2 separate regions of the Mus musculus genome follow, and region 2 is linked to region 1. Evidence: chromatin loops called from intact Hi-C (ENCODE). Cell type or tissue: left cerebral cortex. All regions are shown on one strand. Each heading gives the region's core, and the rest is flanking DNA. Links, peaks and the distances in the headings are about the cores only. Region 1 has its middle 36 kb from the start of 4933430I17Rik. Region 2 overlaps Zfp618 (zinc finger protein 618).

Region 1 (2,919 bases), core at 196-2,695:
CAGCGCATGGCATCCAGAAGAGGCCGTCAGATCCCCTACAAATGGACTGACAGACAGTCATGAGGAGCATGTAGGTGCCAGTCCTCTGGAAGAGCAAAAAGCTCTTCACTGCTGTGCCATCTCTCCAGCCCCCTTTCTATGTAGTTCGTTTTCTGTCTCTGTGTAGGTACACATTTGCCACTGTGTGTGTGTGTGTGTGTGTGTGTGTGTGTGTGTGTGTGTGTGTGTGTGTGTAGGTCAGACTACGGTAATCCACAAAGATCAATTCTCTGCTTCCATCATGTGGGTCCTGGAGACTGAACCTAAGTTATCAAGCTTGGTAATAAATGCCTTTACCCACTGAGCCGTCCCACCAGCCCATTTCCTGTTTTTTAAAAGCATGTGTGACTTAGTCAAGATACACACAGGCTCCCTGATAGTATCACACACCTACGATTCAAGCCCTTGAGAAGCAGAGGCAAAGACAATCTCAAACTAGAGGCTGGGCTAGGCTATATGTAAGACTGTTTCAAATGTTTTGCAAGTACACATAGACTTGGTTCTTTGTTTTCCTTTCTTCCTTTTGGTGCTAGGACTTAAACCCCGGCCAAGCAACATTACTCACACGGAGAGAGACAGACAGAGACAGACAGAGAGACACAGAGAGACAGAGAGAGTCAGAGGGAGGAAGGGAGGGAGAGACAGACAGATTCAAACAGAGAGAGGAGAGATTCGGAGGGAGGGAGGGTGGGAGAGAGAGAGACAGAGAGAGAGAGAGAGAGAGAGAGAGAGAGAGAGAATGAAAAACAGTATTAGTGCCTTAGGCTGCCTTTGGTATTTTCACCTCCCTGAGTCTGTCCTAATGATGTCAGGTCATCAATAGCTTTCAACTTCCCCAATTCAAAGCCTCTGGACTACAGAATTCCACATATTCTTGAAAGGGTGCTTTCAGTAATAATCTAAACTATTGAGATAGTCCATTCATTCGTCAGCCTCCTATTTGTCATTTGTAACCTGGTGTTGTAACCATGACAACAGGCTCAGCATCAAGGAGCTACCAGTCCCCTCAAGCATTTAAATTGGACTCTGTATACAAATTAGAAAACGTATCTTCTCCATTTAGTAACTGAAAATGTCTTTGTTGTACAGACACTGGCCGCAAAAGGTGTTGTTTTCATGACGTAATACCACCACCTAGTGGTTGCAACTGTCAAGACAGAGTGCTCAGGAGATTTCCTCTGCAGAGCTCTATTTCCAGGAAGTAACTTTCTACCACTTGAACCCTTCTTCTTTTTCAAGGTAATAAGAAAACTGGGTCAGTTGTGTTGGTTAATTTTCATCAACTTGACATAAACTAGAGTTATTTGGAAAGAGGAGTCTCAATTGAGAAAACACTTCCACCAGATTGCTGGTAGGCTAGCCCATAGGGCATTCTCTTAATTACTGATTGATGTTGGAGGGTTCAGCCCAGCCCTCTGTGGGTCTTGACAGCCTTGGACAGGTGGTCCTTGTGTCTTAGTTAGGGTTTCAGTGTTGTTAAGATACACCATGACTTTGGCAACTCTTATAAAGGACAGCATTTGATTGGGGCCGGCTCACAGGTTCAGAGGAGTTGTATAAGAAAGCTGGCTGAGCAAGCCAGGAGGAACAAGCCAGAAAACAGCCCTTCCCCACAGCCTCTGCCTCAATTCCTGCCTCCAGATTCCTGTCTAGTCAGTGATGGACAGTTACCTGCAAGTGTCTGTAATCCCAGCCCTTAAGAGACTGAGGCAGGAGGGACGCCATGATTTTGAAGCAATGCAGGGCTGCAGAGAGAGCCCCTGCTTCAAACCAACAACAAAAGGTAAATGAAGAGTTAGTTTCCTCTCTAACATGGGTTCTCAACCTTCCTAATGCCGAGACTCTTTAATACAGCTCCTCATGTTGTGGTGACCCCAACCATAACATTATTTCACTGCTACGTCATAATTATCACTTTGTTATTATTAGAAATCATAATGTAAATATCTGGTCGATAGGATATCTAATATACGACCCTTGTTCCAGGGTCATTCAACCTCCAAAGGGGTCGTGACCACAGGTTGAGAACCACCGATGCTGTAACGCATAACAGTACTCTGGTATTAAATAAACATTTGTTAATGCATAACAGAAGAACACAGTAGTTTCATAATCTGGTACTTCATGGCAACAAAAAGAAAAAAATTCTTTCAGATTCCCTTTGGCTCCAAAGGGCCTCTAATCATTTCCATCTAAAGGCCGGGGATATTTCTGTCCCTAATCTAGCAAGAAATTCTTTTAGGCATATTTGAATTAAACTGATTTTTTTAAGGGTCACTGGTGAAACCCTGACCCCTCCCCACCAAACTCAGTGCATCTTCTATAATTCAAAAATGAAAAACAGACTCTGTGGCCCCTGTGGCTAGGACAACACCCAAGCTGGACTCTGGCTCCAAGAGACAGTGTGGACCTAGGCTACAGGTGTATACAATGACCGCACACACAGATAAGCCTGGGCTATGTGTCACCAGGCTATGTGTCACCAGGAAGCACCATCCAAAACCAAAGCGAACTAAACCAAGTGGCCTCCTTCAAGCAGGGGCCAGAGAGTGGCACATGGCAGAGGTAGAGGACTGGTGACTACTTTCTTGGAAATATTAGCCTCTCACGACCATGTTTCAGGAGACTCGACTTCAAGTTCCCCTGTCAAATTATCAAAGCTAATCTCCAAGCTCAGAGTCTTACTTCAGCTTCCCAAAGCCCCGGGTGACAGGAAGTGTCAGTTAGCAGCAGTTACCTGGACCCTCCTTGGTCAGAACACTGCGAGGCTGAGGCAGGGGCTCTAACAGGATGCTACCCCCTTTGTCATTTCTTGTTTATATTGCTTTCTCCTTCCTTTCTGCTTTAGGGTGCCCCATCTCAGTTTACTTTAAAGAGCCA
Region 2 (2,919 bases), core at 103-2,602, 570 kb before region 1:
CAGAGGGGAGACAGGGTATGGATGCAGTAGGGAACAGATTATAGATGCAGTGGGACTACAGGGTATAGATGCAGTGGGACTGCAGGGTATAGATGCAGTGGGGATGCAGGGTATAGATGCAATGGAAAAACAGGCTATAGATGCAGTAGGGAGACAGGCTACAGATGCACTGGGGCTGTAGGACTTCCAGGGGTCCCGGGCTCCAGCATACTGAGACGTACTGTTGTTGGCACTGTTCCTCTGGGCCTGAGGTTTCCACTTTTCTTCCACTGCAGCAGGTGGAGATCGGGACTGGTTGGAGGTGATGTTGTTTTCATTGTCAGCTGCAGAACAAAGGGAGTAATGGGTCACGTTGAAAGGTAAGAGGAAGCTGAAGAGAAAGGTAAGATCAAAGGGGCAGGGGTGGGGTGTGGGGGTCAGGAGTGGGTGTGTGGGGGTCAGGGGTGGGTGTGTGGGGCAGGAGTGTGTGTGTGGGTGATGAGCAACTAGGGGTAAAGCAACACATGCCGCAGGGAGTTGAGTTCAGGCTTCTCACACGACTGTTTATGGTTTCAAAGCCTCATCTGTACAATTTAGAAACTTAGGACAATGGTATGGCCACCCCACAACTTCAGGAAGGACTATGGAGACAACAAGGAAAGCCGAGGACATAGAGGACTCTTACAAAGAACATCAGCCCTCCAGGCACCCTATGATTACCCAGAGGCCACTAGCTTTGCGGCCCATCCACAGCAGAAGCCACTACAACGTGCCAGAATGGGGTGTACAGACGGGAAATAAAGAGAAGGGGATGGCCTGAGCACTATGAAGAGAGGTGGGGTTGGAAACATGAGGGCGGAGATGAATAGTCTTCTCTGCCACCTAAGACATGGTGAAGTCCTGGCTTGTGCTCCTGCTGAGGGCCATGTCTGGTCTATGGCCATGCAACAGTAGGGGTCCATAGCTCAAATTACCACTCACGGGACTATGTTGATGCTCTGTGCAGAGCTGGCCCTGTCCCTGAGGAGAAGTGGCCCTACACCATGCCTAGGTAGCACAGTAGAGCTGGCCCTGGTGGTGGTGGGGGAGAAGGGCACAGGTGCATCTTATGAGAGTAGGAGAGCTGGCCCAGCCCTCCATCTGCCTTGTGTTGGTGTGGGTGAGGGAGAGATGTCTCCCTCTTGCCCCTTGATGCCTGTAGCATGGCAGGTGGGAAAGCTGGCCGGCCCAGAAGCCTGACCCCTCACTGGCTGCAGTAGTCAGGAGAGCACAGTAGAACTGGCCCTGGTGGTGAAGGCACAAGTGAACCAGCCCTGAGGTCATGATTTCAGGAGAGCTGGCCCTATCCCTTGTTGGCTGCAGTACTGGGTAAGCTAGCCAAGACTGTGCTAGAGAGCTTGCCCTGGTGGTGTGGGTACCGGAGAGCTGTTGGTCTGACAAATTTAGCTACCACCCAGGCTCAGATCCAGAGCTTCGAGTTGGCTCACCCCAACATATACCTCATCTATGAACTGCTGGAACACATGAAGGGGCTAGTCCTACAGAAATAAAGGTGCAGGACCTCCATGACACAAGGCAACAACAGGATACCTAAGAGGAGTCCCAGTGAGCATCCAGTATTGATGGTGTAGCAGAAGCCAGAAGCTTCAAATCATGACTCACTTCAATGAATAAGTAAAGATGTATGGATAAAAGAGTACACTGTGGGACACACTGTGACATACTATAGCTTCCATGACAAGATGTATAAATGTATGTATGTATGTATGTATGTATGTATGTATGTATGTATGTATGTACGTGTGTGTGTGTGTATGTCTCTTGGGGGGAGTTTGGGAGGGCAGAGGGTGGATATGAAGGAATGGAGAGATGAATGGGATTGGGATGCATGGTGTGACATTAACAAAGAATCAAGAATTATTTTTCAAAGAGAAAAACCAATGAAATCAAAAGCCCAGTTGTTGGAAAGATTAATACACTTGATAAACCTCTCACCAGAGGATAAACATCACTTGGATCAATAATGAAGGGTCATCACTACAGAGCCCACAGATGTCATGAAGGGCTAAAAGTAATTATGAACTTTAGTCCAATGAATTCAACAAGTCAGGCAAGAGAAACACCTCAAAAACACAAAGAAACATAGCTCATCCCAGAAGAAATTGATAACTCGAGTCCTACACCCATTAAAGAAATAGCTCAGAGTTAAGTAACTTCTCATAAAGAAACCTCCAGACTCTTAAAGGTTCATTGGCTAACTTTGTAAAAAAACAAAACAGAACAAAACTCAAATAATAATACAAATTCTCCTAGAAAACATGGGTAGGAAGACTCTCAAGCTTCCTTTTATGAGACTGGTATTGTCATTTGTATTCTTGATGACAGCCATTTTGACTAAAGTGAGATGGCATATTTTAATTAAACATTTAAAAAAAAATTTATGTGTATGCATGTTTGGCCTGCCTGTATGTCTGTGTGCTACATGAATGTCTGGTACCTGTGAAGACCAGAAGATGGCGTCAGATCCTGGGACTGTCATGTGGGAGCTGGGAGTTGAACTTGGGTCCTATGCAAGAACAGCCAGTGCTCTAAATCACTGAGACAGCTCTCCAGCCCCATGAGATGAAATCTTAAAGTAGCTTTAACATGCATCTCCCTGAGTGATAAGAACGTTGTACACTTTAAAAAGTGTTTATTAACCATCTGCATTTCTTCTTTTGAGAACTCTGTGCATAATTCCATAACCTCCTTTATAACTGAGTTGTTTGCTTTCTTCATGGTCAGTTTCTTGAGTTTCTTTCAGACACAAACACCCTCTGTCCAACACACAGATGCGTCTTTTTCTCTCAATTTATAGGCAGCCTCTTTATTCTATTGACAGTTGTTTCCTTTACTGTACAGAGGCTTTTTCAGTTTCAGGACATCCCATTTGTCTGCTGT

The links. Peaks named below come from ENCODE experiments on the same cell type or tissue, not always from the same donor. Only the 100,000 strongest peaks of a DNase experiment are listed, where the experiment ranks them.
Region 2: a loop joins it to region 1, with 3 times the contacts of the local background. A loop is called at or near these places in 4 of 42 quality-filtered maps.

What each region holds. Positions count from the first base shown.
Region 1 is chr4:62,559,688-62,562,606 of GRCm38, reverse strand. It overlaps a transcript of Rgs3 not described here. Among named protein-coding and RNA genes, the nearest start is that of 4933430I17Rik, 36 kb to the right of the region's middle. In left cerebral cortex, for the core only: a CTCF peak has its summit at 1,183 (motif pointing left); a DNase peak (open chromatin) is centred at 1,168.
Region 2 is chr4:63,128,512-63,131,430 of GRCm38, reverse strand. It overlaps Zfp618 (zinc finger protein 618), which reads right to left. Exons shown (of 15, transcript NM_028327.1): 14 at 222-323. Among named protein-coding and RNA genes, the nearest start is that of Ambp, 24 kb to the left of the region's middle. In left cerebral cortex, for the core only: no CTCF peak of the experiment used is centred there; a DNase peak (open chromatin) is centred at 1,370.